Linked DNA regions of Homo sapiens: region 1 is linked to region 2. Evidence: chromatin contacts called from ENCODE Hi-C or POLR2A ChIA-PET data. All regions are on one chromosome and are shown on one strand. The core of a region is the stretch at or near the end of the contact, and the rest is flanking DNA. Distances in the headings are between cores, read along the strand shown.

The links. Hi-C counts contacts between places; a loop is a spot of excess contacts on that map. ChIA-PET counts read pairs that join two places held with the same protein, here RNA polymerase II (POLR2A). Pooled maps may share reads with other maps.
Region 1: a loop to region 2 is called in a map with no recorded cell type, with 4 times the contacts of the local background. The contact joins the enhancer-like site here to the promoter of COL1A2 in region 2. A Hi-C loop is called at or near these places in 1 of 37 single-sample maps with no recorded cell type and 3 of 50 pooled maps. POLR2A ChIA-PET finds 5 or more read pairs at or near these places in 1 of 52 experiments (Panc1).

The regions. Positions count from the first base shown.
Region 1 is chr7:95,687,168-95,692,467 of GRCh38, forward strand. All of the region lies in intron 2 of LOC105375409 (a long non-coding RNA gene), which reads left to right. Among named protein-coding and RNA genes, the nearest start is that of DYNC1I1, 83 kb to the right of the region's middle. Within about 2 kb of position 1,929, at least 2 of the 41 ENCODE cell types and tissues checked have a DNase peak (open chromatin) inside an H3K27ac peak, as active enhancers do.
Region 2 is chr7:94,392,491-94,398,534 of GRCh38, forward strand. COL1A2 (collagen type I alpha 2 chain) reads left to right here and starts at 2,405. Exons shown (of 52, transcript NM_000089.4): 1 at 2,405-2,611; 2 at 5,258-5,268; 3 at 5,892-5,906. The coding sequence starts at 2,542.

The DNA.
Region 1 (5,300 bases), core at 679-3,178, 1.3 Mb after region 2:
TTACTGATGAGCAGTTTAACAACTCCTGAAGCAGGCAAATTAAACATATTTGTTAAGATGCAAATATATGTATCTTTCGACCCAGCAATTATGCTTTTGTGTAATTTGTCCCACAGATATATACTCAATCCTGTGAAATGAGGCATGTACAAGGCTATTCAGCATTGTTCCAAAGAATAAACAATAAGCATCAAACGTTCATCACTGGAGAAGTGATTTCATTTACATGGTGGAAAACTCTGAATCCATTAAAAGGAATAAAAAAAATTTTAGAAACTGATAATGGAAAGTTCTCTATAATATATAGCTGTTTAGAAAAATACAGGGAAAGAATATGAAGAACTTGCTGTAATTTATGCTTAAAGGGGTGGGAGAAGGAATCTATGTTCATGTTTAGTTGCATGTGCACTAAAATCTCTGGAAGAATATACAAAAAGTGGAATAGCATGGCAAAGGCTACGTAGAGGAACTTGGTAGAAAAGGGACAGAGATAAAGGGATTCTTTTTCAATGAAGACGTTTTTGCACATTTTAATTTTTGAACCCTGTAACTGCACAACCGATTCAAAAATGAAATAAGATTCCAGGGGAAAAGATTTCACTTCTATGTTGGAGCTGTGGAACTCTAAACCCAGGGGTGGGATGTGAGGGGTCCTTAGTTTGAATTGTGTGTAGACTAGACTCCATCTTCTAGAATTTCTAATCCTTTCCAGCCTTGAGGGAACCAGTTGCAGAGCTGATCAAGAAATATCCCAGGGTTACAGTGGCACCTACAGGACAAACGGAAATGTTTCAGCTTGTTTCTTGGTGCTTTTTTTGTGGAGCAGGGGGAGTCAAAGTTTAGGAGGACAGAGATAAGGAGGTGACGTTACAGTTGCTAGTTACTGCAAACATAATTTTTATACCAGTATATTAGAAGCTTAGACCTTAGAGCTAAACACCCGTGATTACAAACATCGTGGCTTTGTCACCTGCTCTTTGTTATACCCCTGTTGTATGGCTTTAGGTAAAGGAACTTAACATTTCTGAGTTATAGTGTCTACTTGAAATATGTGAAATATGCTGTCTATATTACAGGTTAATGCCTCAGTGTTTTAAGAGACTTATTTTACCAGAGAAACTCCAAACCTGGCAAACAAAGGCCTGTGAGTACTCAACCCTTAAGACAATCCTAAATGCCCCAAACCTATCCCAGCAGGAAGTGAGCTGCTAAAGAGATGTAGTCCACAGAGGAGGCCTCCAAACCTGTGGGCTACATCACCCAGAGTTCGTCAGGGCCACGGAAGATAAGGGACAAGGAGATCCTTGTGGAGAACTCATCAGGGCAGCCAGATTGGCTAAGGAGCTCACATCACCTCCAGGTCAGGATACTTTGTGTTTCCAGTCCTACACATCATGGGAATTGCTACGCACCAGGAATTGCTACACTTTTTGCTGCTTCCCATTCTCTTCCTTATCAAATGGATGATTTTTTTGATAATTATCCTATTCTTTCTCTGTCCCTTCATGTATTGCATTTGTGGTTATATTGGAGCCATAGTTTGCTGAGCCAGAAGGAACCACCACACCAGGGCCTGACTAAGAAGAATCACCCAGAAATCCTGGACTTGGAGCTATAACTAGATAAGTCTTTGTGTGGTCTCCCTCTGAGAAGAGGAAAGTGCACTTTCCATGGTATCTAATTATGGCTTCATTAGGTAGGCACTGGCGTTTTTGAAGGGATATGTGAGAGTAGAAGGGACAGTGTGTTGTTGAAGGTGTGAATTACAGCTAAAACCTCTGTTGTTAGCCAAGCCAGCGCTTAGTTGTCTTTCTACATTTAATGTCACTTTGATCTTCTGTTGGACACCTGGAATCCATGCCTCTCACATCTCTCAATTCACCTAGTTTGAGTGATTTTGGCTCTATCCCCGGCTCCAGAAGTGGTTGTATGACTCAGGCCTGGCCAGTCAGAACACTGCATCCTGTTCAATTCAGGTCAGAGAGACTCAGGGCAAGCAAGATCTCTCTGCTGAGATTGGAGCTGCGAGAATGAAGGGGAAAGGAGCCTGTCTAAGGACAGGGCCAAGACAGAGGGAGCTGGAGTGAGAGTGAGAGTGAGAGTGAGATTGAGAGAATGAGAGCGAGAGTGCGAAAGAGAAATCACAGTCGGGGGTGACATTTAAGCCTTTGGAGTAAGGCCCATTGGACATTCTCCATCTAGGCTTTTCAGTGATGAGAAAATAAACATCTTGCTTGAGCCAGGTAGACTGCGGCTTTCTATTGCTTGCAATCAAAACAGTTCTAAATCAAATGGCTCTTAAACCAAAAGATGCTCAAACTCATAATAATAAGAAAATAATTGATACAACTTTTTTTTTTAACTCTCAGATTGATTGGCAAAAATTCAAAACATACTGTGTTGGCCAAGCTTTTGGGAAATAGACAATTTTTACATGGCTGCCAGGAGCACAAGCTGGTACAAGCCCTGTGAAGGGCAATTTGAAAATGCCCGTAAACATGACAAATACATGTATCCTCAGATGCACGACAAAGTGAGAATTTTTCTGTTTTTTCATTATTTTTTTCTGACTGGCAGAGAAATTCAGCAGGAATTCTCAGATATATTTAGGTATATTGACACACATGCAAAATGGACCCTATACAAAACTTCTCATTTCAGTATTATTTTAAATGGCAAAACAATCAACTTACATGTTCATCAATAGAGAACTGGGTAAATAAATTTTGGTGTATCCATAAACTGGGAATACTTCAAAGCTAGAGAGGTGGGGGCAAAGAGGAATTTTTATGTACTGATATACAGGATTTCCAAGATATAGTATTATATGGAATAATTAAGACACAGAAAAAAAGGTGTTATAGTACATTATCATGCAAAATAAAAAGTTGCTTTTAAAGTATTTGCTTGTATGTGCATAAAATGGTCTCTGGAAGTATAAAAGAAACTAATAACTTTGCTAACCTTTGATATGTAATAGGTAAAAGGGAAATTTTTTAGCATATTCTTTTTATCATTTTAATTTGTTTTTGAGCCATATGAAAACATTACTTATTCAAAAACTAAATGAATATAAATTTTTAAATTTTCTCATTAGGACCTACAAGCTAAAGAACAGTTAAAAAACAGGCAGTGAAAAGATTCCAGGGGAAACGATTTCACTTCTGTGTTGGAGCTATGGAACTCTAAACCCAGGGGCGGGGTGTGAGGGGTCCTTAGTTTGAATTGTGTGTAGACTAGACTCCATCTTCTAGAATTTCTAATCCTTTCCAGCCTTGAGAGAACCAGTTGCAGATCTGTAAAGAAATATCCCAGGGTTACAGTGGCACCTACAGGACAAACGGAAATGTTTCAGCTTGTTTCTTGGTGCTTTTTTTGTGGGGCGGAAGAGTCAGTGAAACAACAGGCAGTGAAAAAAAAAAAAATACACCAATCTTACTGATCCAGGCAGTGAAATGCATAAGTTGAATGAACCAGCTTCTTCCATTTTCTATGAATATCTGGTCTATTGCAGCCCTGAGAGATCTGTGCTATAAAGCTGGAAATAGATGTTCTGTGATGAGGGTGGCACCTGCAGGACAAAGTGAGAATTTTTCCTGTTTTTTTTTTTTTGTTGTTGTTGTTTTTTAATTGTTTTCTTACTAGCAGAGGAAATCAGCGGAGCATGGAGAGGGCAGGTATTGAGCATGAATTTTCCCCTTAGAGTTGCTAGATGTAAAAGTTTTACTAAAAATAATGGAGACATTGCAAACAAAACTATTTTTATATAAGGCACACACAGAGAATCAGTGTGGAATAGAGAGGTAAAAGTAGACTCTGGTAACATATATTGGCTTTGTCACTCCCCAGCTTTGTGGATTTAGGCAAAAACCACATAACATGACTGAGCTTAGAGGCTACACCTATAAAATGAGGGCAATAAAACTCACCTTAAAGGACTGTTGTCTCTTAACTTTTGAAGGGAGTTTCTTAGCCAGAGAAACCCTAACCTGACAAACAGTAGCCTTCAATTGCTCAATCCCTGAGGCAATTCCAGGCCCCTAAACCCACTCACTCAGGAAATGAGATGTTGAACAGATGCAGTCCATGGAAGGGGCATCCTTCTGAAAGTCCTCACTTTAAATGGGCCATGGAGGATAAAGGACAGGAGAGAAACTTCCAGGGTGGCTAAAGTCATATGACAAAATAGCTCACCTCAACTCTGGAAAGCCAAATGAAAGCCTTTACTTCAATTGTGATCATCTCTCCCTGTTAAGTGTGTAATGTGAATTACGGTTTTCATTTAATCATAGTTTGCTGGACTATGAGAAGCCACATTAGGACCAAGAAAAATATTCATCACCCAAAGATTCTGGACTTAGAGTGACAACAAGTTTACTTACGAGTTTGGAGTTGTTCACCTCACCTCCCTCTGAGATGTGGATGAGCACAGTTTTTACTGTGAGTAGCGTAGCTGCACTGTATTGACACGGGCACTTCTGAACATGTACGTACAGGTAGAAGGATGTGCTGTTCCTGTGACTCAGGCCTGGACAAACAGAGCTGTCCCTCCCCACTTTATAGTGATGGTTCAGGGATAGGTACATGAGAAAATTGAAGTCAGTTAGAGTCAGGCCTAGGACTTTCTGCCCAAGTTGAAGCTATGAGAATGAAAGCCTGGTACTGCCTGGAGGTGGGGAAGGTGGGGAGAAAGACAGAGAGAGAGAAACAGAGACAGAGATTGGAGCAGAGCCAGGTTTGATGAGATCTTTGGGTTCTTGGATTGAGGCATGTCTCCAAATGCACCTACTGACTTTATTTTATCTGAATATTTATTTCTATTCTTAAACCAATTGAGCTGCATTTTCTACCACTTGTAACTGGATTTATATGAAAGCTGTCATACCCCATCATAGAAAAAAGAAATGCAAGCTGAAACTACACAGATAACATTTTTCACTTCTCATATTGATAAAAGTCCAGAACATTTGGTAACACACGGTGGACAAGCTGTGGGGCAGAAGGCAGTCACACACAGGATTGGAGGAAGTATAACCTGCTATAATAGAACCCTTACGGGGGGAAGTTTGAAAATTCTATAAAAATTACAAATGCATCTACCCTTTCATCCAAAAAGTCCACTTCTATGAATTTATTGTGCATACATCCTTGCACAAGAGAAAGACCAGTAGGCCGGTTATTCTCCCTTGGCCTCCCTGCCTCATTTCCATTCTTTTCTGCCATGTGTTTGGTCTTTTTCTGCCATGCATTTGGTCCAGGAGGCTGACCTCTACTGAATGCAGCACACAGTATCCTCTAGT
Region 2 (6,044 bases), core at 1,155-3,654:
GTTTAAAACTTGGGATATCTATTGCAAATCCAATGATTGAGCCAACTTGACCCCAGAAGCGTTATCAGATAACCTCACTGAAGGGTATTTGGAGGGTTTCTTTCATAAATCTGTTGCATTACCACCCTGAGTCATTTTGCTCAGAATTAGTCTCTGACTCTCAGCAACACAGGACAAATACACACATATGCCCTGCAAAGGTAATTCAGCACAGTGGTAACAATGATTCTTAGAAATCATTTCTCACTCTTCTGATATGCAGAAAAAAATTTGTTATGATGTAGTATTGAAGTTTTTCTTTCCTGATAAAAATGATTTCCACTTTAAAAGTTTTTTGTTAGTTCTGTAACGGTGATATTTCAGGGAAATGTTAAAAATGTTCTTGGAATATACAATTCAACCTCAGGTCTTTTGTTGTTGTTGTTCCTAGAACCTAGAAAACTTCAAACATTGTTGCCTAGTTAGAAAAAAATTTGAATGTGGATTGCTCCCTGTAAACCCCCTTCTAGGAATGACCAGTAACCCTTTCAAATTCTTTCACTCCCAGTTACTTCAAAAAATCATCCAAAGTGGTCTCCCAAGTGAGTGCCTTTAATTAGAATAAAACAAGAGTTTATTATAGTTTTTGGTTATCCACTTTTACTTGCATTAACCTTTTTTTCTTCTTTTACATTTAGAAAGAGTAACCTGCTTTAGAATAGTCCCTTTTATTTACAGAAGCTGCTGATGGAGTTAACTTCTGCAGAAATTCTTCCTTAAGGCAAAGCAAAAAAAGCGGGGAGGGGGTGGGGGGAAGGAAGGGAAAAAGATTCTCAGGGAACTACAGCCCACTTGCTTCTGTTTCTTAGAGACAGAACTGACCTAAAGATGCCCCCTTTGCGATGACTTCTGGGATAGAGCAGCACTCTAACTAGGCCCCCGCTGCCTCATGGGGACCTTAGGCAAGTAGAGGAGAGGCCTGACACACACACACACACACACACACACACGCACACGCGCGCGCGCGCACACACACACACACAGCCTTTCAAACCTAGGGCCTGGAATGCCATCCCAAGAGGCTTTAGAAAAAGGCACAGGACCTTTGGCCTCCCACCTCAGGGTCAAAGTACCAGTTCCTCCTCTCCCTAGTAGGGAGTGGAGGGTTGGATGGAGGCGGCCAGAGAAGAGGGAAGTTGGGTGCTGGGGAGAGAGTTAACATCCACGTTGGTGGGCGCACTGCTTGGGGTGTTACCAGCGAAGACTACGAAGACCCCAAGCTCGAATCAGAAGGGCCTCTGGATGTGCTAGGGGAGGTGCTTGGGTGTGGCTGTAAGAGATGGGACAGAGAGTAAGCAGCAAGGTCAAGAGGGACCGGGGGGCTCACGGGAGGGTTGAAGGGTCCAGGCTCAGGGTAGAACTGGTAAATCCAGACAAGGAGCCCATGGAGAAGGGGAGGGGAGACTGGAAACCATGAAAGATCCCCCACCGCAGCCTCAGAAAGGAGAGACTGAGAAATAAGTTCTCGGTCTCCAGGTCGGTTGGAGTCGTGTCGGAGTGCCAGACCATCCCCCAAAAGACCCTCTTTGGAATGAGCCTCAGCAAAGGCAAGCTAGGAGGTCGAAGGACTTCCCCAGGTGACTCGGTCTAGTCTAGAGTTCGCAAAGCCTATCCTCCCTGTAGCCGGGTGCCAAGCAGCCTCGAGCCTGCTCCCCAGCCCACCTGCCAACAAAAGGCGCCCTCCGACTGCAACCCAGCCCTCCACAGACAGGACCCGCCCTTTCCCGAAGTCATAAGACAAAGAGAGTGCATCACTGCTGAAACAGTGGGCGCACACGAGCCCCAAAGCTAGAGAAAAGCTGGACGGGGCTGGGGGCGGGGTGCAGGGGTGGAGGGGCGGGGAGGCGGGCTCCGGCTGCGCCACGCTATCGAGTCTTCCCTCCCTCCTTCTCTGCCCCCTCCGCTCCCGCTGGAGCCCTCCACCCTACAAGTGGCCTACAGGGCACAGGTGAGGCGGGACTGGACAGCTCCTGCTTTGATCGCCGGAGATCTGCAAATTCTGCCCATGTCGGGGCTGCAGAGCACTCCGACGTGTCCCATAGTGTTTCCAAACTTGGAAAGGGCGGGGGAGGGCGGGAGGATGCGGAGGGCGGAGGTATGCAGACAACGAGTCAGAGTTTCCCCTTGAAAGCCTCAAAAGTGTCCACGTCCTCAAAAAGAATGGAACCAATTTAAGAAGCCAGCCCCGTGGCCACGTCCCTTCCCCCATTCGCTCCCTCCTCTGCGCCCCCGCAGGCTCCTCCCAGCTGTGGCTGCCCGGGCCCCCAGCCCCAGCCCTCCCATTGGTGGAGGCCCTTTTGGAGGCACCCTAGGGCCAGGGAAACTTTTGCCGTATAAATAGGGCAGATCCGGGCTTTATTATTTTAGCACCACGGCAGCAGGAGGTTTCGGCTAAGTTGGAGGTACTGGCCACGACTGCATGCCCGCGCCCGCCAGGTGATACCTCCGCCGGTGACCCAGGGGCTCTGCGACACAAGGAGTCTGCATGTCTAAGTGCTAGACATGCTCAGCTTTGTGGATACGCGGACTTTGTTGCTGCTTGCAGTAACCTTATGCCTAGCAACATGCCAATGTAAGTGCCTTCAGCTTGTTTGGGGGAGACTGGGTAGAGAGGTTAGATGGGAGGGCACCCTGCCCTGAAAAGGAAAACCTGTAACCTGAATTCCAGGTACACTTGGAGGGCAGACTCTCAGGCATGTGGGAAAACGCCGGAATTGATAAGAAACATGGAAATTACTTTAAAAAATGAAAACATAAAAGCCTTGCCAAAAGTTAGGGAACTTTTCCTCTAAGTTCAGAGTGAGACAGTTAACTCGGTCTGGCTCCTCAGCTTAGTAACCCCCAAAGGGAGCGGAAGGTCTTTTTCCCTAAGGATGAGATATTAACGACCAATGTGGTGGAGGAAGTCAAGGGCCTGCACCCCACAGGCCCCATAACCGCACTGATGTCCACCTTGTAAAACTTGAGGCCTGCGTTAGAAAGCCCTTCAACTGAGTAATGTAAAACTCACCTCCTAAGAGCTTTTATCTTCTGGGCATTGTAAGGCTTGTCCGGAGGAGGAGGATGACGATGCTGATATGATGATGGTTATAAGGCGCCCTCTGGAGGAAGGAAAATGAAAGTACAGGGGACAGGGCCTTAAGCAGATGGAATCCCAATTAAAGCTTCTACGGATTTATACAGATTAATGATCAGCATTTCTGGTTGGAGCCTTTCCCAGTGGCTAGTCAGTGAACCCTGGAAAGAAGAATGGATGCTACTTGGAGTGGGTACATTCTGAAAAGTAATATAAGTGTCTCAATTCACTTTCTAGTCATGGAAATGGTAACATTTTTTAACTCAAATCTGCTCTAAATTTTGTTTGAGCCTGAGAATTACCCCTTTGACATGTTCCCAGTGATAAGCAAACATTATGAACGCAGCAAGTTGAGAAATATCAACATTGAGATGAGACTCAAGAGACCGGGGTTTTTCCCATGAGTCTGACACCAATTTGCTGCGTGACTTTGGGCAAGTCAAACGGCCTTTTCTAAAATGTGAGACAGAGATTAAAGGGACCCCAAGGCCACTTTCCAGCTCTAGGTTCCATGGCCAGACTTTCATGTCAACAGAGAATGAAGAAGATCAGTCCGTTTTCATCTTGAAAATGGCTGCCAAAGTGCTAGACAAAGATATTGACTAGATGGGGGATGGTATTGTCTGACCACACCCAGTACTCCAAAAAGTTGTTCCACCCACACAGCACGGTGTCTACCACTGCATAATTTCTAATGCATTTGTGTGCTTGTGTGTGTGTGTGTGTGTGTGTGTGTGTCTGTGTGTCTGTGTGTCTCTTCCCCCTTCATTCACTTTTAGTATACATACTGTGGATACTAAGGAGTAATTGCAGTGAACAAATTCACATTACCGAGTTCATATTTTTAATGAGATCTTGAGAGTGGGAGGAAAGAGTCGGCTCCTAGAGAATAAAATGAAGGCAGACTTAGGGAAATTTGAAGGTACAAAGGCAACTTACCTTCTGATCAACAGCCAACCACAGTCTGGAATAAATGTTATCAAACACACATTCTTCAAAATGGTCCATGTCTGAGTAATTAAAAGGCAAATTTCCAAAATCATAAGGACTTCCGTTAATCAAGTCAGGCATAATTATTCTTCCTACTGATGGACACAATGAAGTAAACATATCATTCTTGTAATTTAACAGTAATTCTCGTAAATTGCCCTTAAATGTCAGTGCTGGATGTGGTCCACCCTCCTAAATTGTGACTGTTGCAACAGATGTTCTCACTTCAAATAACGCACTTCTTGGCCACCTAATTAAAGCAATTTTTGGGGTGATTCATCCTACTGCAAGCTTGGCCACACTTGTATCCTGTATTAACCTATAATTTTTGTACCGTAGGAGAAGAATTCACTCTTTAAGGACTTATAACAATTATGGCAAAAGGGGGGATAGTACTTTTGTTTATTTTTTCTATTATTTTTCAAGATCTTTAATCCGGTTTTTCCATTTATACAAAACTCTTTCTCCGAGACAAAAATGATACATATTGGTAAAATGATCTTACCTAATTTAAGTGAACTAATTTAAAGCAAAATTCAGATGTCTGAATTAATCCATTTTCATAGTTAATAATGTGCAAATTAGACCTTTTGAAAAAGGATATTAAGAATGGTACAAACTCAATGAAGTACTAGGTAACTTCAATGTTTTATAAAAAAGTAAGTCAGCTTCAATGTTTCATAAAAAACAAATTCAATATAGAATTTTAAGGTAACATACTTTCCTAAATTTTACCTTTTTTCGATATTTAGGTATTAAAAATGATCAAAATCATAAATTATTTCCTCATCAATCTACTAGTCTTACATTCAGCGATTCATCTGTGCACTTTACCAGCTTAATTGCTAAGCATTCAAAATATCCTTCAGACACATTAATATTTCACAACAGTTATAAAATAGTAAATAATTAATAATTTAATTCAAAATACATTTACATATTAATATTGCAAACAAATCACCCTGCTGATCCCTGCCATACTTTTGACCTGCATAATTTCTAGGTCATTAAAATATTCTTAAAAAAATATAATTGGTCCTTAATTAGGTAATTCAATTCTATAAACTTGTTTCTCTATTTGTTAATTATTGCTATTGATCCATGAAGTGATACTAATAATTGTTTCCTACTTTTTCTTTTTTTTTTCTACAGCTTTACAAGAGGTGAGTAAAACTTTTTTTAGAATTTTTAAAAATACTTTGATTCCCTTGGCTACAGTGATGTCTTCTCTTGGAAGGGAAGAAGTTACATTAATATTGACCATCCTAGATTCCCAAGAAAATTGTGAAGAATTATGATAGTCAAAACCTTTCTGGCTGCCTTAGAAAGTACCCACCCAATTTTCCAAAATAGGCGGGGCTACTGAATAAGACTAGGTTTATAAAATATTCATAAGAAATATAGAGTAAATAATCCAATAGAAGTTTGAGTTTTAGGATCAGCTTCTATGAAGCAGAAGATTTCACTGAGCTAGAGAATCTTTTCACTCCTTTGGAATTATTTGCAAAAGCACTTATTGTTAACACATTCTTAGCTCATGAGTTGAATTTGAGGCATAAGTACAGGTACGTATTGCTATGTATTTTTTGTTCTGTAGGTACATATTTTTATTTGACATGTTGGTAAAATTTTAAATTGTAGTTTGAAATATTAAACTGAGATAATAGTAAATGCATAATGTAATGAATTGTGAAGGTATATTTGTATACTACACCAAAATGGAAGCTGTTTTTAAATATATATATACAATTTTCTTCATAATAATCTTTGATTTATTCTTTTCTAGGAAACTGTAAGAAAGGTAAGAGTACACTACTTCTCCATAAATATCTAAAATTATCAGGGATAACATAATTTAACTAAATTTATAGTAGACTATAGAAGGAAAATACTTTATCAAAATTTTGTTCATATGAATATACATTAGCTAAAGCATAAA